Linked DNA regions of Homo sapiens: region 1 is linked to region 2. A link is an interaction called in ENCODE POLR2A ChIA-PET data of the cell type or tissue named here. Cell type or tissue: MCF 10A. All regions are shown on one strand. Each heading gives the region's core, and the rest is flanking DNA. Links, peaks and the distances in the headings are about the cores only.

Region 1 (11,298 bases), core at 1,477-9,476, 50 kb after region 2:
CATTTGCCAGTCAGCTTCTCCTCTGCCCAATCTTGCCTTGTTCCTTCCTTACAGGTGTCTCCTGAGAGCTCACCCCCAAAATCCTTCAGCACCCCACTCCTGGTCTCAGAGTCTGCTTCTAGGGAACCTAATTTAAGACCAGCAGCAGTTTTCTAAGATAACTAATGCAGAGCATTATTTTTCTAATTGTACGAGGAAGTCACAGGCTCCTTCAGAGGCCCTACAAAGGCTGATAACCGTCTTTGAAAAATACTCGTCATACAGCCACTCAGTTTAAAAACTACACATTTTTGATATTCAGCTCAGATCACTTTCTGAACACCAACCCAGTCAACAGGGACAGGAGTTAATGCACAGGAATACAGCAAGTTCACAAGTAAAGGCGGCGAGACCTAGCAAAGGTAGTGATTTGCTTGTCCCAACATCATGTGGCATTGAAAACTGCCACCAGAGCAAAGGAGGCCACATCTGGGGTTCCCAACCTTAACCATCAGAGTATGGCTGCCCACAAAAGACATATTTACTTTATAACCTCAAATCCTAGCAAATCTTCATTCTAAAGCTACCCGGCAAGAACAGTTCCACCTAAGTATGAAACTGAGTCCTGAACACTTTATTCATAACATTCCAAACTGGTTATTTGTTTTTGTTTTTTGAGGCAGGGTCTCACTCTGTCTCCCAGGCTGGAGTACAGTGGTGCAATCGTGGCTCACTGTAGCCTCAACCTCCTGAGCCCAAGTGATCTTCCCACCTCATCCTCCCTGGTAGCTGGGACAACCATGCCTGGCCAGTTTTTTGCATTTTTTGTAGAGATGGGGTTTCACCATGTTGCCCAGGCTGGTCTCGAACTCCTGGGCTCAAGTGATCCACCCACCTCAGTCTCCCCAAAATGCTGGGATTACAGGCATGAACCACTGCAGCCAGCCAATGTTCCAAACTTTTAAGAACAGGGAACAATTCCTGTGTAACTGATAGATGAATGATGACTTTGTAGAATTTACTGCATTCCCAAGAAAGGGGATTGCAGACAGGCCAATGCAGGAATCAGGAGCTCCTGCTATTGTCTTGCCCAGGAGACAGCACTATCTTCCAAAAAACTTCAAGGGAACTACCTGGCATCCAAACAGGCTCCAGTCTAGTTTAGGGTACAGGGATGGAATTAGAGTCACAGGCCTGGAAGTCAGTGGAAAAGCAGGTGCTTTTACCAGAGGTTTGGGTGAGGATGTCTAAAATGTAGCTAATGTACTCCATATAAAAACTCAAAAATCACACTATTATTTAATTTTTTACAGCATTTTACATGTGATCTCATTTGATCCTTAAAGCCCTCCCAGTGAGGGCTGGGCTGGTATCGTTCTAACAATTTTATAACTGCTTAAGTGACTTGCCCAATATCACACAGCTAATCAATGTAGGGATCAGAGTGCCAGATTCTTAGTTGAGGCTTCTTTCCCACAACAATCTGCCAATTCGCAACTTATCTACATGTTTCTCCAGGCATGTGTACCAAGCCCCCAAAACTTGGCTCCCTCCTCCCTTTGTGACTCCCACCTTCATACCACAGATTAATATTTCACAGGAACAAGAACTATCAATGGCACAAGGTCCTGGACAGGGCCGCAGATCACCGTCAAAGGTTGCTCTCTCTTCTTTCTCAATGACTCTACAATCCAGACCCTCCATTAATGGAGACTATAGCTTCTGAAGTACAGCTGACAAGAGGCTGAGGGGATCAAGTTATACGACTACCGTGTCCAACATCTCTGACTAATCTGGTTCACCTCAGTCGCATACACTGAGAGGCGGCCGGTTGGGGGAGAAGAGAAAGCTTTAAACAGCACACCAATTTCTTAGACACACTAACCGTTCCTAGGAAAGCCTTCTGTCCCTAGTCCACGGGTTTTGCCTACTGTTATTTGAGGCACTTGGAGGATTTTACTCTTGCCAAGTTGGCATTTGTTTCTGCAGTGCAAAAATGTCTGGACTGAAGAGATCACATGGAGATTTCTATGCTTCAGGAACACAGGCAAGCATCTCTCTGCCTCAGGTAGATGCATTATAGCTCGTGGGAGTGCTAATGAGCACTAATTACTCTATTTACTCCCTGAGCCAACCAGCCAGCAACAAGAAATCCCTGGTGAAACTTGCTGGGTTCTCATATGTACTATCCTGGCTCTGTTTCAAAGGGCTGGTGACAAAGTGATTTGAAGGGATCAGCATGAGGCTACCCAACTGGATTGTTATCTCAGGATCACTAGGCTTATTTTTTTTCTTATTATACTTAAGTTCTGGGATACACGTGCAGAACGTGCAGGATTGTTACATAGGCATACATGTGCCATGGTGATTTGCTGCACCCATCAACCCGTCATCTACATTAGGTATTTCTCCTAATGCTATCCCTCCCTTTGCCCCCCACCCCTCCAACAGGCCCCAATGTGTGATGTTCCCCTCCCTGTGCCCATATGTTCTCATTGTTCAACTTCCACTTATGAGTGAGAACATGTGGTGTTTGGTTTTCTGTTCCTGTGTTAGTTTGCTGAGAATGATGGTTTCCAGCTTCATCCATGTCCCTGAAAGGACATGAACTCATTCTTTTTTATGGCTGCATAGTATTCCATGTTGTGTATGTGCCACATTTTCTTTATCTAGTCTATCATTGATGGGCATTTGGGTTGGTTCCAAGTCTTTGCTATTGTGAATAGTGCTGCAATAAACACACGTGTGCATGTATCTTTATAGTAAAATTACTTATAATCCTTTGGGTATATACCCAGTAATGGGATTGCTGGGTCAAATGGTATTTCTAGTTCTAGATCCTTGAGGAATCGCCACACTGTCTTCCACAATGGTTGAACTAATTTACACTCCCACCAACAGCGTTCCTATTTCTCTACATCCTCTCCAGCATCTGTTGTTTCCAGACTATTTAATGATTGCCATTCTAACGGGCGTGAGATGGTATCTCATTGTGGTTTTCATTTGCATTTCTCTAATGATCAGTGATGATGAGCTTTTTTTCATATGTTTGTTGACCACATAAATGTCTTCTTTTGATTAGTGTCTGTTCACATCCTTTGCGCACTTTTTGATGGGGTTGTTTGTTTTTTTCTTGTAAATTTGTTGAAGTTCTTTGTAGATTCTAGATATTAGTCCTTTGTCAGATGGATAGATTGCAAAACTTTTCTCCCATTCTGTAGGCTGCCTGTTCACTCCGACGACAGTTTATTTTGCTGTACGGAAGATCTTTAGTTTAATTAGATCCCATTTGTCAATTTTGGCTTTTGTTGCCATTGCTTTTGGTGTTTTAGTCATGAAGTCTTTGCCCATCACTAGGCATATTTTTTAGTCCTTTGTATCCTGTCAGTTAATAGTCAAGTCAGTACCAAGTTTGTTTGTCCATTCTCTCCTAACCATTATCACCACAAACACCTCTGCCTCCAAATGTCCACTTTGGCTGCAAATTTAAAAATCAGGGGGGACATGATGGCTCATGCCTATAATTTCAGCACTTTGGGAGGCTGAGACAGAAGGATCACTTGAGCCCAGGAGTTTGAGACCAGCCTGGATAATACAGCCAGACCTTATGTCTAATTAAAAAATCAAAAAATTAGTTGGGCATGGTGGTGTGCATCTGTAATCCCAGCTACTTGAGAGGCTTAGGTGGGAGGATAGCTTGAGCCTGGAGGTTGAGGCTGCAGTGAGCTATGATCACGACACTGCACTCCAGCCTGGACAACAGAGTGAGACCTTGTCTTAAAAAAAAAAAAAAAAAAGCAGGGGCGGGGTGGGGGGCTGGGAAAAAAAGACAAGCAACAGGCTTGAAATTTTAGGAAAAGAATTTCCTACTGACTATTACAATTGGGTGAGGCATTTCACAACGTCCTGCACTCAGCTTGCAAACGTTATAAGATTTAGCCAACGGTATGCTCAATTTGATCCTTGAACTCTAAACATGACAGGAAACTTAGAAATCATGTAAATTTCACATAATCACTGACCTTAACTGTATCTATGTTTTAGGTGAAGCATATACATGGCGTGAATTATATTAAAACTCTAATTTATAAACTTGTATAAATCATATAAAAAAGACTTTCTCCTCATTGTCTCTCCCTTCCTACCAAAAGGTGGAAAAAATGAAAAAACCATAGGGCAACGGATCTAAAGTTCCCAGAACAGATGTAAGAATGTTAACCCTTAACCCAATAAAGCCCCACTTACATTAGCATAACTTCATATTCTAATACTAAGTTGATTTCTTATTGAAAATGCAACCATGGTAGCAGGGATAAAAAAATAAGAAGGTCCAGGACACATTTAAAGAGGATTCCCAAAGGGTATTTTTAACTCCATAGAAAAAAGACTGCATTGGATTATAATTCTAAATTAAAGTATTTATAGTAGTTACTTGGCTCAATTTATTAAAATGAAAAAGCCTAAATAAACACACATTATACATTCAATGGCAAGACAACCTCATGTTGAAATTCTTCAGGCAAAAATGATTTAATTTCAGGGAGTTTTTTTTATGTGGTTGAACAAGGTCTGGCGTAAAGACCCATCAAATCTAACCTAACTTTTAGATGGGATGAAAAATAAAAATTTACTTAGCAACTTGCCTCCCCTGGGTTATGTAACAGATTTGTCTTTTCTCATGAGTTTCTACAATCTTCTTTTTTAATGTTGCTCTGGTACCTGAATGTTTATGAAGCCTAGGCAAGTAACAACTCCATGAATGATGCCAAAAATCTCAACTATGTGTAAGAGAAGGGTTATTGCCCTTCAAGAGAGCCGTCTGTGCTTTTTACATGAACACGTAGACAAAACATGTTTTGCCTACGAGCACAATCCTAAGCTGAGGAGTCATCACGCAATTCTCTAAGCATAAGGATTTGAGAGATGCAGATGACTTATCCACAACAGAAAAGAAAGTCTACTCAACAGAAAAATAAATAGATCAGATAAAGAAGTGTTTCTAGCATCTAAATATAGTGATATTCACTAGAATTTCCCGTCTGTGCAGATCTACCAGCAATTCTAAAACTTTTAAACAAACAAAAAAAGAACAGCAGCATTTTCAGCTTTGAGATTCAGAAACAATCATTACTGAGCTTCTACAATGAATGAGCACAGTGGTGCTGCACTAGGCATCTTGCATATACTAGGTGGGCGCAAAATTAATTGCTGTTTTGGCATTGCAAGTAATGGCAAAAACCGCAATTACTTTTGCACCAATCTCAACTTAATCTTTTTAATACAGTTGTCCCTCAGTATCCATGGGGAATTGGTTTCCAGGATACCCACACACATACCCAAATCCGCAGATGCTAAAGTTCCTTACATATTCACATATAACCTACACACATCTTCCCATTCTCTCATATACTTTAAATCATCTCTGGATTACTTAAGACCTAATACAACGTAAATGCTATGTAAATAGTTGTTGCATTGTATTTTTTATTTGTATTTTTATTGTTGTATGGTTATTTTGTTTTTTCAAATATTTTCCATCTGCTATTGGTTGAATCCCCAGATGTGGAACCCTCAGATCCAGAGGGTCTACCATATTCCTACAAGGTACACATTGTTATTTCCATTTCACAGATGAGAAAACCAGGGTTCAGGATGGGTAAGTAACAAAGTCACAGTGCCAAGATAGGGCTATGTAGGGATTCCAGTCAAGATATGTCTGACTCCAAAACCTAAAACAGTTGGTGCCACCCTCTGCCTAATAGTACCACCAAGAAACTACGACCAGAAAACACAATGATGGAATTCTTTCTGAAGTAGAGCAGGTCAGCCCTGGAGTCGGAAGCTCTGGATTTTAATGATGCATCTATTGAGTGGTGGTTTCCTCCAAATTAATGGAGATGGAAACAGTATTTAAGCTCATAAGGTTGAGGTGAGAAGCATCTATAAAAGCCCTAGTGAAAGGGTTTTGCAAAACAGCTAAGTGCCAGGTAAGTGCTAGTTGTTACCTTCGTCTTCAAGCTACAGTTAGTGCAGCTGGTGAGCTGCAATAGGGCTGTGGGCTCCTATGAGTCCTCCCACAGGACTCAACCTGGGTGAGGCTGAGCAACAGCCTGCAGCCTCAAAGAGCAAAACTTAAGGGGTGAGAACTGGATGGGATGTGGCCTGAGTCTCTGCTCCGCCTGCCTTCTCACAGACTCAACACATGCCTAACACACCCCTTGCCAGGTGTAGTCACAGCTCGCTCAGCAAGCCGCTGGTTTCAGTCACTCAGATGTTTCAGGAATCTATGGAAGCCCCGCTGCCTTCAGTAAGCTCACTTCTATCAAGGGAAAAGAAATGAAAAAGCCAAACAAACAACCCTCGGCCCAAAAACAGCCTCCCCTTTTCTCACCAACTTTCTCTATTTTTTTTTTTCTCTCTCTCTCACACACACACACACGTGCAAGTTTTCCCATGATACATAGTGGGTGCCCATAAGCACTTCAGGCCCATTTATCCTCATCAGGAAACCCTGTGATACCCTACTTTGGGATATAATTTTAAACACTGATTATTCAGAATAGAGACTTCCAGAGCAGTAAGGGTTCATTTTAGTATAGACAGAGGAAAGTTGGAGAACCGCAAGTGCAAAAGACAATCAATAGATTAGCCTGCATAAATATTTTAAACCTCCATATCACTAACAAAAATAAAAGACAAACCGAATTTAAAAATTAGAAACAGCAGGTGAAAATATTTGCAGCAACTATGATAGAGGATTCATAAGTGAAATACACGAACTAGAGTTTATGACAAATGAGAAAAATACTAATTCCCAATAAATGGGCAGAGAACATGAACAGTTTGTTAAGAAACAGCCAATAGTCATATGAACATGATTTAGCTCAATAATATCAAATACATTAAAAAGAAAAACAAAATTTATTTTCTCCTAGAAAATTATCAAATGCTACTAATATGAGAACATCACTGTGCTAACAGGAGCAAAAATTAGTAGAAGCTTTGGGGCAGCTGACAACAATACTAATCAAAATATCCACACATATCCAATCCTTTTGTTCCACATGTGATCATCTATTGTATAGACAGGAATGATCTGAAATACAGAAAATACTGAATGCACAAATGCTCGTCAAAATTGAAAATAGGCTGGGTGCAATAGCCCATGCCTGTAATCCCAACACTTTGTGAGGCTGAAGATCACTTTTTTTTTTTTTTGTAGAGACAGGGTCACTGGCAAGAATCACTGATGCTGATGAAATTAAGACTTTTGGTGTTTGCCTTTCAAAGGATGATTTTGCAGTCTTTGGGATGGCTTTCTCGGGGTACCAGCTAACTACGCCAAACTCTTTGCATTCATTATCTTGTTTCATCTTTACAACCCTTCAAGGCAGCGTTTCTCAACCTCAGTACTACTGATATTTTGAGACAGAGTCTCTACAAAAAAAAAAAAATTAGCCAGACATGGTGGCACATGCCTATAATCCTACTACATGGGAGGCTGAGGCAGGAGGATCACTTGGGCCTAGCATTTTGAGGCTGCAGTAAGCTATAATCACATCACTCCAGCCTGGGTGACAGAGGAAGACCCTGTCTCTAAAAAAAAAAAAAAATTGAAAATAGGCTATATTTTATATTTTTACAATGGGATTAAATAATGAAACACCCACAGATGGAATGTTTTACAGTCCTTAGAAATATTTACAGACATTTTAGTAGTGTAAGGAAATGAAAATAAAACAATGTGAAGTTTTAAAAATAGTGGGACACAAAATTACATACGCAGAATATTTCATCTATGGAAAAAATATAGGAATAGAAAAAGAAGAAAACACACCAACACACCAAAGCTAATTATACCTTCATGTGAAAGTATTACTGATGCCTTTTTTTTAACTGTGTCTTCTCTATTTTTTCTATGTTACTCAAATTTTCTATAAGATACATATATTACCTTTATAATTACAAAAAAAGTGTAACAATTTCAAATATAAATCCACAATAAACAATAGATGGAAATCCAGCAGCTAGCTCTCCACCCTTCTACTCCCACAGATAGGCAGGTAAGGCAGTAAACAGTGGGGAAAGCTGCTTTGTTTAAAATCCAAGGCTAGAAAAACATAGGGCTTCTTGATGTGAAAACCAAAACGTTTCATGTCTCACGTATCAAAACAGGTTTTGGGAATTTGATAGTCAAAACATTTTCCATCAGAAGATTTAAACCCGCACACCAAAATTATCTCCACAGAACAAACTAGTAAAGCAAGCAGGAAGTTTACCAGGAATATCCTAAAAACTAATAATGGCTTTTACAGCTCTGATAAACCCACGCCAGCTCATGGTAGTACACAGTGTAACATAAACAATCTCCAGTGAGTCTGTCACCACTCCTAAACAGGACAGCATGAAATCCTTAGCATAAGGCTTCTCACTGGCAAGAATCACTGATGCTGATGAAATTAAGCCTTTTGGTGTTTGCCTTTCAAAGTATGATTTTGCAGTCTTTGGGATGGCTTTCTTGGAGTAACAGCTAACTACACCAAACTCTTTGCAGTCATTATCTTGTTTCATCTTCACAACTCTTTAAAGCAGCATTTCTCAACCTCAGCACTACTGATACTTAGAGGCAGGATAATTCTTCATTGGTGGGGGGCTGTCCTGTGCATTGTAGGATGGTTAGCCACATCCCTGGAACGTACCCACCAAATGCCAGCAGCACCCCCACCCCCAGGTTGTGACACAAAAAATGTCTCTTGACATTGCCAAATGACTGCTACAGGTCAAAATCACTGCAATTGAAAACTACTGCTACAAAAGTATACAGTATTACTGCCCCTATTTGACAAATGAGGTCCATCTAACTCCAGAGCCCAAGATCCACCATTCCATACTACTTTCGTGCCCAGGTAGGAGGCCAAGCTTAGAGTATAACTAATACTGCATTTTCTAGCTGGGGCATCTTTGCATCTCCATGGAGCCTGGTATAGGCCTAATGCATATTGGTTGAATGAACCAATCATCTCATCACATATTTACTGAGTTCCTACCAGGTAGCAAGCATTGTCAACAAAGGCAGTCATGGTCTTCAACTAGTCCATAATCTATTTGAAGAAATAAGACAAATCCAGAAAAGAGCCATTTTGAGAGTCAGTGTTGGAAAAAATTCTCAGTTTCCTCATCTGTAAAATGGAGGTAATGCTAGTGCTACGTCATAATTAACTGAGATACTGCAAGTAAAGTTCCTATCACAAAGTACAATTTCAAATAACAAGTAGATGCCAGATCTCAAAATCACTGGGCTGGAAGGAACCTTCAAAGACAACCTTAACTCACCACCGAATTGGTACTTGAGCAGTTAAAACCCCAAAATTTGATTACCTGCTTCCTGCAAAGTTCCTGCACGAGTGAGTTCTGACTGAGACTGTCAGCTAAGTTTTCCTGATGAACTGCTTTTAAGTGGGTCTGGAGGAAAGAGGAGAGGTTAAGCAAAGAGAAGAGCGATAGGAAAAACAGAAAGGTTTGCTGGACTTAAAGCCATCCAGGGATTGGAGCCGGAGTCCTCTGCACAGAAGAGCAGGGAAAGGCAAGCTTGGAGAAAGGTCAAGATCAGATGAGGTCACAAGATGATACAGTGGTAATAATAGCCAGGCGAGACTTAAGAAATATTTCTCCTAAAAAAAGCAACCAAAGGCTGCTACAAAGCATACACCCAATTTCCGTTATGAACGGGGAATTTAATTTCTCAGACTAAAAGATCAACATTCAGGTTGCTTCACACCATTCTTAAGAATAGCCAGATACCTGCTTTCCATTTACATAGCTAAAAGTGAAGATTTTGCCACAGCAAAGAATCACTCTGCCTTAAGAGTAAACCCAAGAACAAGATGGACTGGGCATCTTTCTCCCCATGCCCAGTCCATCTTGTTCTTTAAGGCACCAGCGCAGGACAAGGAAACAAGAGCCCACAGTGGCCAGACCTCTTTTTAAAATCTGAATTTCAATAGGTGAATTTCAGTAAGTAAACCCTCCCAAAGCAAGTGTTGGCTGAAACTTCTTTATTAATAACACGCAGGCCAAACCAACCCTGTCTCCATGCAGTCTCCACCCCGGGAACACAGGATGAGAACTCTGCTGTAAGCCATGGCTCACAGGAGGTCAAAGAAAGCTTTGGAGTAGGCAGGGTGGCCTGGAACCAAACTTACTTGGAAAATTTGTCTGGCAGTAAGGTGCAGAATAAGGAAACGGGGGGCCGGGCGCGGTGGCTCACGTCTGTAATCCCAGCACTTTGGGAGGCCGAGGCCGGCGGATCACGAGGTCAGGAGTTTGAGACCAGCCTGGCCAACATAGTGAAACCCCATCTCTACTAAAAACACAAAAAATTAGCTGGACGTGGTGGCAGGCATCTGTAATCCCAGCTACTCAGGAGGCTGAGGCAGGAGAATCACTTGAACCAGGGAGGCAGAGGTTGTAGTGAGCTGAGATCACACCATTGCACTCCAGCCTAGGTGACCGTGAGAGACTCCGTCTCAAAAAAAAAAGAGAGAGAGAAGGGACTACCTGCAGGGCTCCAGTAGGAGACAACGGCAAGGTCTGTATCAGAGAGAAGGAGGATGCGAACCCAGATATACTGGTAGGGGGAATGAAGAGTGATTAAAAAATTATTGAAAGGCAAAAATGACCTTGCTGATGACCAGAAGAGAGTCCCCTAGGCTACCACCCACAAACCTGTTACATTGCAAACTTTAATAATGAAGCTGAGACGTTAGGACCAAGGGAAACTTAGCCTCAAAAGTGAGCTCTTTGACTTCTGAGACATCTTCATGGACCTGTGACCTGGGCAGTAACACAGGACCCCATGCTCAGAAAAGACCCACAGTTGGTTTAATACTCTACTGTCACCATCTTGAGAATGATAATAATTTTGAATTTGCGTTTTGTAAGTCAGGTCCAATGGGACAATGGAGCCCACAAGTGAGCAGAGGAGAACGATGTGATATGATTTGGATGTTTGGCCCCTCCAAATCGCATGTTGAAATGAGATTCCCACTGTTGGGGGTGGGGCCTGGTGGGAGGTGACTGGATCGTGGGGGCGGATCCCTCATGAATGGTTTAGCGCCATTCCCCTTGGTGAATCTTGCTCAATTCGTTCATGGGAGATCTGGTTGTTTAAGAGTCTGGGGCCTCTCCCTTCTGTCTCTCTTGCTCCCTATCTCACCGTGTGACAAGCTGGTTCCCCTTGCCTTCTGCCATGATCGGAAGCTTCCTGGGGGCCTCGCCAGAAGCAGATGCTGGCACTATGCTTCACGTACAGCCTGCAGA
Region 2 (11,298 bases), core at 1,020-9,019:
GAGTAATGACAAAACATAGTTTCTCCTCCGCCTCTACTCCAGCAGCATGGAGAAGAAGCTACTTATGAATTGTTTTTTAGGCCCCCAGAGTTCTGGAAGGCAGTCACCAACTTTTTATGAACAGCTAGAGAGACGACTCCAGATCCCATTATGCCAAAGAGAAAGCTGAATGCTTATTTTAAATCTCATTTTGGTGGCCGGTCGCGGTGGCTCACGCCTGTAATCCCAACACTTTGGGGAGCCGAGGTGGGTGGATCACGAGGTCAGGGGTTCGGGACCAGCCTCACCAACATGGTGAAACCCCGTCTCTACTAAAAATACAAAAATTAGCTGGGCGCCTGTAATCCCAGCTACTCAGGAGGCTGAGGCAGGATAATTGCTTGAACCCGGGAGGCGGAGGTTGCAGTGAGCCGAGATCGTGCCACTGCACTCCAGCCTGGGCGACAGAACGAGACTCTGTCTCAAAAATAAATAAATAAATAATAAATAAATAAATCTCATTTTGGCCTGCCCCAAATATGGACACCATTGTTAGCCAGTCCTGTATACCATATGTACCCCTTGCAAGTACTTTTAGAACATGCGGTTCCCCTCAACGGATTTTCTTCCAAGAAACCAGAACATGGGTTTATTTCGGCCTGGATCAATTCCCCCAGGAATCTTCCAGGGAGGAGGTGGGTGGTCAGCCTCCTGAGACAAGAGTGTGTAGAGGTTAGGATATGGGCTCTGAAGCCAGACTACCTATGTTTGAATCTGGCTATGTTTGAATCTAGGTTCTGGGTTTATGATCAGGGAATGTGAGAGAGTTATACAACCATTCATGCCTTGGTTCCTCTTTCTATTGAATGGGGCATATGATGATACTTAACTGATTGAGTTGCTGTGAGGATTAAAAAATGACACATATAAAGTGCTTAGTACAAGATCTGGCATATAATAAGTGTTAAATAAGTGCTAGGGAAAACTAGCCAGGCATGGTGATATACACCTGTAGTCTTAGCTACCTGGGAGGCTGAGGAAGTTTGCTTGAGGCCAGGAGTTTGAGGCTGCAGTGAGTTATGATGGCATCATTGTACTCCAGCCTGGGCAACAGAGTGAGACCCTGTCTCTAAAAATAAAAAATAATAATAAAACAAAATAAAATAAATGCTGGGGAACATGTTACTTCTGACTTAAACAGCCTCCAGGATTAATCCAGGTCCACAATCACTCAGGGAAGTTGTGGGCAGTCTGTGGGTACCTGCCAGGCTGCATCTATTGGGTAGTAGAATCTGCTTCTTTCTAACTATAACTCTGCCTATTTCTTCTATCATGTCATCAGAATTCCTTAAACATCTTATTTAACAGAACAAACGAATTTAAGCCAGTTCTACAGTGAAAAAAGTGAGACTGAGTCATGGCAAACTTTAACTGTAATCTTGTTAAGCAGAAATGGAGACAAATATTTGGAAAAGATCTTTAGAAATTGATAGATTCCAATGCGTTGAGGTTCTTTTAGGTCAGATAAGTGTTTCTTGGCTTTTTGCCATTTGTAAGCATATGTGTGTGTGTGTGTGTGTGTGTGTGTGTGTGTGTGTATTTATACCCATGCCCCTTATTTAGAGCTCTAAATCTCCTAAGGACGGGAACCATCTTAGCCACCTGACAAGAGAGAAGTAACCTCCATGCATTCGTCCTTCTACCCTCAAGAGGAATCCTCTTCAATCCGGGATGGTATGGGCATAAAATATATATATATATATATATATATATATATATATATTTTGTTGTTGTTGTTGTTGTTGTTGTTGTTGTTGATCAGAGTGTCGCTGTTGTTGCCCAGGCTGGAGTGCAATGGCGCTATCTCCGCTCACCGCAACCTCTGCCTCCTGGGTTCAAGTGATTCTCCTGCCTCAGCCTCCTGAGTAGCTGGGATTACAGGCATGGGCCACCACACCCGGCTAATTTTGTATTTTTAGTAGAGATGGGGTTTCTCCATGTTGGTCAGGCTGGTCTCAAACTCCGGACCTCAGGTGATCCGCCCACCTCAGCCTCCCAAAGTGCTGGGATTATAAGCGTGAGCCACTGCGCCCGGCCTAGGGCACAGAATATTTTGGAAGCAAAAGGGATAATTCTGTGGCTTTCTATCCCCGTTTTTCCTTTTCTCTCTCCACATTCCTGGCTCTAATTCAGGTCTTTCTGTTGCCATGGTAACCAACAGTCTCAGAACACAGACTTCTGACAGCTGGACTTTTAGCCACTGAGACTCGGGATGTGAAGGATTTCTCACGTCTCCCCTTCTTGCCTCAGGAGTTAGCAGCACTTCTTCCATGTGGGCAGCCACCAGAGCAGGGTGTGACAGTCTTGCGTGCATGTGTGTGTGTGAGCACACGCATGTGTGTATGCGCGTGTGTGTGTTTGTGCGCGCGCGCGTGTGCACGCATTCTTCCAGCCCTACTTGCTTTCCGGGGCTTCACAGAAAAAGCTGGACTAAAAAGTGTCATCAGATGATGGGAGGATGGGCATCTAAACAGCAAAACCTTCCTGGAAAGTAATTTGGTATCAACCAGCAGAAGACTGTAATATATTTGTGATGTTTGGTCCATTAATCCTACACATAGAAAAATAAGGGTCATAGTCAAAGATTTATGGAAAAGCAGGTTTACTACAGATTTATTTAGTAAAACAATAACTACCACCTAATGGTCATTAATAAGAATTAACAATTGCAGAGTAACCATATATATGTTTGTTGTAGGCTATGCCATAAAATAATCTGTTTCAACTGATGTGATAGCCACATTCACATATATGGATATGTGGATATATTATATAAATGTACAGATATATATGTGTGTGTTTATATAAATAGAAAAGATAAGGAAGTCCATCAAAATGTTTTGATAGTTATTACCTTTAGAAGGTAGGACCATGGCATGTTTGTTTTTGTCTTCATACTTTTCTACATTTTTCCAATTTTATATAATGATCTTTTTCTTTTATGATACAAGATCTTAAAACTGTAATAGGACAAATGATGAGAGGTGGAGATGCTTAGTAGAGAGGATTATAACACAATGAAGTAAGTTTTGAAAGGCAGAGGGCTGCCTCTTCTGCCCTTCACTGGGAGATTATAAAAATAGGATAAGACTTCAATCTAAATGGGGTAGTTCTGAATAGAAAAGGGAATGGGGCTGGGCGTGGTGGCTCATTCCTGTAATCCCAGCATTTTGGGAGGCCAAGGTGGGTGGATCACCTGAGGTGAGGAGTTCAAAACCAGCCTGGGCAACATGGTGAAACCCCATCTCCACTAAAAATACAAAAATTAGCTGGGCATTGTGGCGGGTGCCTATAATCCCAGCTATTTGGGAGGCTGAGGCAGAAGAATCACTTGAACCCAGGAGGTGGAGGTTGCAGTGAGCCGAGATCACACCACTGCACTCCAGCCTGGATGACAGAGTGAGACTCCATCTCAAAAAAAAAAAAAAAAAAAAATAGAAAAGGGGATGGATAATGTTTTTGCTTAAGTACCATGATTCTCTTCTCCCCGGTCCCACCTACTTTTTCTTTTTTCTTCTTTTCTTTTTTTGAAGCTTCTCAAGTTGAGAGAGATTTGTGCCTTTGAACTCCATGGCATATTCATCCTCTAACAGCGACATAGAGGACGACAGCTCCAAATCCAATTCCAACCTGATCCTCTCTGTGGGCTATTTCCCCTGTGAGGACACCCCCTGTGAGGACACAACCTCCTGGGAAGACGCACCTTCCAAGGGTCCTTCCATCCACTTTCTCCCTCCCATCCAAGGGGCATGGGGGACTGAAAGGATAAGGAAACACATGAAGAGACAATACCAAATTCAGGACGAACCAGACAGTTTTGCAAACTGAACATCTTCCTGGCCTGGGACATGGACGTTGGCTCTGACAACACAGACTCAATAGCTAATAGGCTTCTAAATGGAGCCAACCTGTGGATAAACAAGTTCCCAAAAGAGAGGACAAAACTATCTGTCAGCAAACTGAATAATCTTGTGCAAGAGTTTCAGACATTTCTAGAAAATCTGAAAGACAATGAAGATGATGATGCTGTGTTTCCTGAAACTACTCAGATTTCCAGCTGTACGGCAGCTCCCCTCCAGAAATGGTTCAGGTCAGTCATCAAGAACATGATGCTTGTCAAGACCTGCCCAAGTGCAAGCCACCAGAAAATAAAGATGTTATGTAGTCTCCACAGACTCCTCTAAGGCTTAAGGAACATGAGCTGGCTGAGGTGAGCACAGAGATGCCTCATAGGATAGGAAGGGATAGGCCTGGGTTGAACCACAGAATCTTACGACCACTAGGAAGCAGGTCCCAAGGGGCCCGAAGTGATACCAGTGGGAGACAGACAACGAAGAAAGGAGTCAGGGTGGAGTTTTAGGGAAAAGACTGAGGAATGCTGAGGTAAACAAGAGGGTAGCAAGCAAGGAGAAGGACTAAAAACTGTATCTACATTGAAGCTTTGCATTGACACTTGGGCTTTTTTTTTTTTTTTTTTTTTGAGACATTCTTTCTCCGTTGCCCAGGCTGGAGTGCAGTGGTGTGATCTCGGCTCACTGCAACCTCTACTTCCCGTGCTCAAGTGATTCTCCTGCCTCAACCTCCTGAGTAGCTGGGATTATAGGCGTCTGCTACCCTAACTTTTGTATTTTTAGTAGAGACAGTGTTTCACCATGTTGGCCAGGCTTGTCTCGACCTCCTGACCTCAAGTGATCCACATGCCTCGGCCTCCCAAAGTGCTGATACTACAGGTGTGAGCCATCGCACCCAGCCTACTTGGGCTATTTTTGCTAAAAGGATGTGAGTTCCATAAATGAGTAAATGTTGACTTGGCTGCTGTCATGGTTACGCCTACCTAACATATTCTTTATTTTCTTGGCAGATGATAAGCCAGGCAACTGCCAGCCAAAGGACAAGTGCTCCAGAGATCTCAATCCTGTCAGAGCAGCCGGAGAAGGATGACACTCCTTCCCACACACAGGCCCAGTGCTGCCTGAACTTTGGGTGGGCCTTCAGCTGGCTGAGGCAGCATATCCTCTCCCCTCTGCTGAGGAGGTATCATCCTGTGAAAGCCACCAAGAGTCCCCGTCAGCCAGCACCAAGGAAACGATTCTTTCACAGAGGCAAGAGAATTCAACCTCAAGAAACCCTTGAATTAGGACATCCTATATAGACAGATTTTTCAACTTTTTGGAAAGTTGAAAATAATCCATAAGATAGGATTCCACTGATAATCCCCAATAGTTTATTTTTTCCTCAATAAACAAAATAAACGTTCTTGTTACCCATGTCTTCCTCTTCCAGCACACCATCTTGACTCACATTGAAAGCATATGTGCTGTTCTTTTTTGAAGCTTCTCAAGTTGACAGATTTGTGCCTTTGAACTCCATTGCATATTCATCCTCTAACAGTGACAGAAAGGACGACAGCTCCAAATCCAATTCCAACCTGAGCCTCTCTGCGGGCTATTTCCCGTGTGAGGACACCCCCTGTGAGGACACAACCTCCTGGGAAGATGCACTTCCAAGGGAAGAAATTCTTTCTCAGGAAATTTTAAGTAGTATTATGCTTCCTAAACTGAAGTATTCTTTTTCTCTCCTCTCACCCATTCTTACTGTATTTTACTCTAGTTAACCCAAATCCCCATTTTCAGTAGGTAGCAGCGTGACCCATCACATTCCTGCGGTGGCAGGATGATTTGGCTTGAACTTGCAGGGCTTGAGTGAGTGGCAGTAGGTATTGAGTCACTGAGGAAATTAATTTCAATTTCAGAGATCAGACAGCAGTTCTGATATTCCCCAGGTACCTGACAGGTTCTAGCATGTGTTGCCTTGGCTGTAGTAGTGGCCCACTTAGGAGCAATGTGACGACTGTGAACACTTCTTAACCACTCTAAGTCTAGCTGTCTTCATTCAAAAGAAGTGGAAGATAATAATACATACCTCACAGGGTTAGTGTGAGAGTTTATGAGGTAACACAAGCACTTGATAAATATTATTACTGTTGTTGCAAGTAGACATTCTCCTGAGGAACTCTCCAGACAACTTGTTCAAGGGATATCCAAGAGTGAGAGTTAATTAAGAGTCAATTCTCATTGAAACATTTCCCACACAGAGCAGTATTTACCAAAAGTTCAGGGTTTTCAGTAAATCTTAACCAAGTCCTCTCCCAATCCATTCCATTCTGCCCTCTGAAACTCCTTTGCAATTGTCATTGAACGTTCCACTGAATGTCAACTTCTTTGAGGAAGGTGCCCTCAGCCTTCTTGTCCTGACTCTCACCTTCCCAGCATCTCTACCATCCTCCTCATTCAATCACAGGTTCACTCAACGTCCTCCTTCTTCTGCTGGCACTACCATCCTGTGTGACCTTCAGAGTTTATGTGGCAAAGCATATGACTCTTCAGTTTCAAATTCCTTCCTTTCCTCAATTTCAATTCCCTTATCCCTCTCCTTCCTCTCTTCTTTCTTCCTTCTACAAATATTTAGCAAATAGGAGTGTCAGATACCTTTCTAGCTTGTCAAAAAAAAAAAAGTCTTGATCTTTAGGCTCAATTGCCTTATTTAAGAGATAAAATCAGGCAAATATATGACTATAAAGACTATGAGTGATAATATTCTGTAGTGGGTAAACATTGAGTTCTAATGAAGTAATAATCCATTCAGCAAGGGGAGGTTGGTTGTAAAAGGCTTCCTGTTCCCCAACTTCTAACTGCTTCCCTCTAGATCTAACCCATATACCTCCTACCCAAACTTGGCATGTCTACCACATCTAGTAACATCTGCCATGCCTTGCCTTTCTCTTCTCCCAGATATTTTTTAAAATCTATACTCATCAAGTTCCCGAAGGGGACACACTTGCTTCTCACTGGGGCCAATACACAAAACCATAGGGATTTCCCTCCCCATTTCCTGACTGCCTGGGAAACTCATCCTTAAAGAACCTGCTCTAGGGTTACTACTGGGCAATATTGATCCCTCAGGCAAAGGGATCATGACCCTCCTTTAGCTGTCCCCTAGTCCCTGCTCTGCCACCTTCTTGCCATGATTTGTACTTTTCAGCCCTCTTTATAGATCCATTTTACCTGTAGACTGTGAGATCTAAAGGCAACCACCAGGTCTTAGTTCCTTTATATTGCAAATCCTAACACAGTGGGCTGCGCGCAGTGGCTCACGCCTGTAATCTCAGCACTTTGGGAGGCCGAGGTGGGTAGATCACTTGAGGTCAGGAGTTTGAGACCAGCCTGGGCAACATGGTAAAACCCTGTCTGTACTAAAAATACAAAAATTAGCCAGGTATGGTGGCAGGGGCCTGTAATCCCAGCTACTCGGGAGGCTGAGGCCGGAGGATCATTTGGACCCAGGAGGCAGAGGGTGCAGTGAGAAGAGATGGCACCACTGCACTCCAGCCCGGGCAATGGGGCGAGACTCCATCTCAAAAAAAACAAAAAAAACAAAATCCTAACACAGCATTTAGTAGAAAGTAATCTATCTCTCTGACTCTATGTAATTCTTTAAATGTTTTTAATGTATCCTGTCTATATAATTTTAAAAAAGTGAAATACAACAGCTTAAAGAGTTGCTATTCTTTAAGTCAAAAAAGACTGGTCAGTAGGGTCAAGAACAGGAGTGAAAAGGGAGGCAGACAAGAAGAGAACATAGCCATCAAGTAGACGTCAAGTGAGATGGCAACCTATCAACTGAGAAATCTATTAGGACCAAGGAATTCAGAAACTAAATTGAAAATTTAATTCAACAAATATGCAAGGAGCCTTACTGTTGCTTTAGACTAGACACTATGATAGGCCTGAAAGAAAGATGACATATCTTACTCTCAAAAGACTTGCAACCAGTTTTATTATTTTAATTCTTACTCTCGCAATTAAGCTCTAGGACGAACTCAACCAAAATACTTTAGAAGACTGTCTACACTGAATAAGATGCACTGTTCTTTAGTAAGATTTCTGACATACTTGTGTTTATTCATCAGTGTTTCATAAACCTGCTTGGCAGGTATGAACCTGTCCCTAAAATATAAGCAGTGTGCTTTGCAAGTCTTTACAGTAAAGTAAGCTTTCCATACCCTCTGAGGTTGGGTGTCATGCTATATATTAGAAAGCAGGACGAAGTATTTTAAAATAGGAAATATCTCAGTATCTCTTAATTATAGTGTCAAATACATTATGGGCCAGGTGCCGTGGCTCATGCCTATAACCTCAGCACTTTGGAAGGCCGAGGCGCAAGGATCGCTTGAGCCTGGGACTTTGAGACCAGAAAATTCACGGCTCAAGAGGATGCACGGATCCAAGTCTAACTGGCCACAAGAATAGAGTCTAAAATCCTCTTACAAAACAAAAGAAAAATGAAGCAAGTTATAGACGATTTCCTAGAGAGTGCTAAAGTCCTTACACCAACAATAAAGAACAATTTTGAAGGAACAGTTAATTGCTTCAAAAATATGTCTCCTCATTATATATTGCAAGTGGGAGAACTTATATAGCATGCAGGACAACCTCCAATTTCAAGATGGACGGGTGGGTTTTATATTGCATTACCTGGAGTCGATCTTTTCCTGCTACCTACTAATACCTCAAACAAATAGAACAACGCTGTGCTTTCAGAAGTGAAATAAGACCTTCATCAGATAACATTCACTGAGGGAGCCAGTCATGAGCACAATTGGTAAAAAGCCTCAGGATAAATTCCCCCAAAGGATTATTAGTCTAGATCAAGAAGTACCAAGACAAAACAATTTCCGCTTTATTCCACCTTTCAAAGGAATTCCATGGCTTTAATGCCCATTTGATTTCAATATAATATGCTTTATAAGGAACTACTTCTAAGACATTTTCAAATGGTATGGTAAACATCACAGCTTTTCAGATTGTGGCACTGAAAGAAAATTCATCTCATTGCTACTGAATTCTCTCAGTCCAAAAGAAAATAAATAGCAATTTATTTAGTTTTTCCTCACCTGCAGCAATAAAGATTATTTTAAGTACAAATCTTTAAAATAAAGAGCTCTCACCCTAGGGTACAGGTTTCCTGCATACCCACTCAGAAAGGAAAAGAAAACCCTTCAAACATCTTCATAGTTAATGTGTGTTTGGATAGTTGTTTTCAAGTTTCACTTTCATCGATCCTTCTGTCATGCGTCTTTTGGGCCAAGATTTTCCCCAAGCAGGACATGGGATGGAAAGGAGAATTTTTCTTCAGTAAAATGACTTTAGAGATCAAGTTAGTACCATATTGCAACCAGCAACTTAATAATTGATTCATAATAGATGAATCATAAAATAGATGCTAAAACCATTGGGTGAATCACTGTCAGGGAAAAAAACATGCACATGCTCTCTAAGATTACCCCACAGGTGCATTCTTAGTTATCAAGAGGATTAGGCACCTTTACAATGGAAAGGTCTGGTCAACACCAACTTAGCCAAGTGATTAAACTCAGCCTAGCTAATATCATGCACCTTCTGAAGAGAAGCAATGTACACTTGCTAGCAATGTTTAATTTGAATCTAATTATGAGGACACCAACAGTTAGATGAATCTAGACTATACGATATTTTACCACACAACTGTCTTTGACTTTTAAAACATGTTAACATCATGAAACACAAAATAAGGAAACACAAAAAAGACAGGGAGACAAGAGAGTTCATAAAAGAGATGAAAGAAACATGACAACCAATTGCTATTTGTGATTTTTGATGGAATCTTTGATCAAAACCAAAAGCAAAACAAAAACTATAGTAAAGGATATTTTGGTTTTGAATGTGGACTAGGTTCTTAGGAAATTTAGGCTGAAATATTTAAGGGTAGAAGTGTCATGATATCTGCAACTTACTTTCAAGTAGTCCAGGAAAAAAAAGACAGAGAGAAAACAAAGATGGGGAAAATATAAAGAAAAGCTCTAGTAAATAAGTAGTATAGATCTCTATTAAAGTATTAAATCTGTTACACTTGTATGACAGTAATATCTTTTTTTTTTTTTTTTTTTTTGAGATGGAGTCTTGCTCTGTCCCCGAGGCTGGGGTGCAGTGGTGCGATCTTGGCTCACTGCAAGCTCCGCCTCCCGGGTTCAAGCCATTCTCCTGCCTCAGCCTCCCGAGTAGCTGGGACTACAGGCGCCCGCCACCACGCCCAGCTAATTTTTTTGTATTTTTAGTAGAGACGGGGTTTCACCATGTTAGCCAGGATGGTCTCGATCTCCTGACCTCCGTGATCCGCCCGCCTCGGCCTCCCAAAGTGCTGGGATTACAGACGTGAGCCACTGCGCCTGGCCAACAGTAATATCTTATGAGATTATATATATTTAAAACATTAAAACATTTACTCTAAATAAAACTTAGATATTAATTTGACTTCTCAAGTGATGTAAACTGGACAATTCTTTAATCTGGACTCCTTCATTCATTCTCGCACCTGCCTTTGGGTTCACAGCTGGCTGCAAAGAATTTTCAGTCTCATAGATTGGTAAATATTCATCCTTCAAGTCCTAACTGTAAAAAGGCAAATTGGTTCAGTTGAAAGCAGACTAGCATCTAGGTATTTTTACAGAACACGTAAGATTTCAGGAGTTTATCTAGCTTTTGTTGAGATTAAAAAGAATAATTTTTGCCGAATGCGGAGATAGGTCCTCTGCCGTTTGAAATTTTTGCAAGTTTCAAAGCCTGAATATCTGATTTCTACCTTCAAAATACCATCTTTTAAATTTTTTGTTTCTCACAAATCAAGAACAGCCTGACACTTACAATACTAAGAATTTCTTCAAATTGGACATTTTCTTTTATTTTGAGCCATGACAGATTGTTCTGCTTCTTCCTACCTAACAAGAAGAACAGGCATAGTCACTATATAATGCATTGTGCATTCTGGGGGACTTCTGAGGGTGAAAGAGGGTGCTCTTATAGGCTTTTTTTTTTCTTGAGACAGAGTCTCACTTTTTCGCCCAGGCTGGGGTGCAGTGGCATGATCTCTGCTCACTGCAACCTCTGCCTCCTGGGTTCAAGTGATTCTCATGCCTCAGTGTCCCAAGTAGCTGGGACTATAGGCGTACACAACCACACAGGCTAACTCTAATATTTTTAGCAGAGACAGGGTTTCACCATGTTGGCCAGATTGGTTGTGAATTCCTGGCCTCAAGTGATCTGCCCACCTTGGCCTCCCAAGGGCTGGGATTACAAGCCTGAGCTGCCATGCCTGCCCTATATAGTCTTTATTAACATTTTTAAGCATGCATCTCTTACATGATTAAAGCCATAGATCCTCTCT

Evidence for each region. Peaks named below come from ENCODE experiments on the same cell type or tissue, not always from the same donor. Only the 100,000 strongest peaks of a DNase experiment are listed, where the experiment ranks them.
Region 1: POLR2A ChIA-PET joins it to region 2 with 12 read pairs; 2 of 35 experiments call an interaction of 5 or more read pairs at or near these places.

Annotation. Positions count from the first base shown.
Region 1 is chr12:27,536,359-27,547,656 of GRCh38, reverse strand. The region is part of intron 1 of PPFIBP1 (PPFIB scaffold protein 1); the gene reads right to left. Among named protein-coding and RNA genes, the nearest start is that of PPFIBP1, 18 kb to the right of the region's middle. In MCF 10A, for the core only: no CTCF peak of the experiment used is centred there; a DNase peak (open chromatin) is centred at 4,826.
Region 2 is chr12:27,586,351-27,597,648 of GRCh38, reverse strand. All of the region lies in intron 2 of PPFIBP1 (PPFIB scaffold protein 1), which reads right to left. It also overlaps the pseudogene C12orf71BP. Among named protein-coding and RNA genes, the nearest start is that of PPFIBP1, 68 kb to the right of the region's middle. RefSeq lists a silencer at 4,762-4,821. In MCF 10A, for the core only: no CTCF peak of the experiment used is centred there; DNase peaks (open chromatin) are centred at 4,158, 4,848 and 5,738.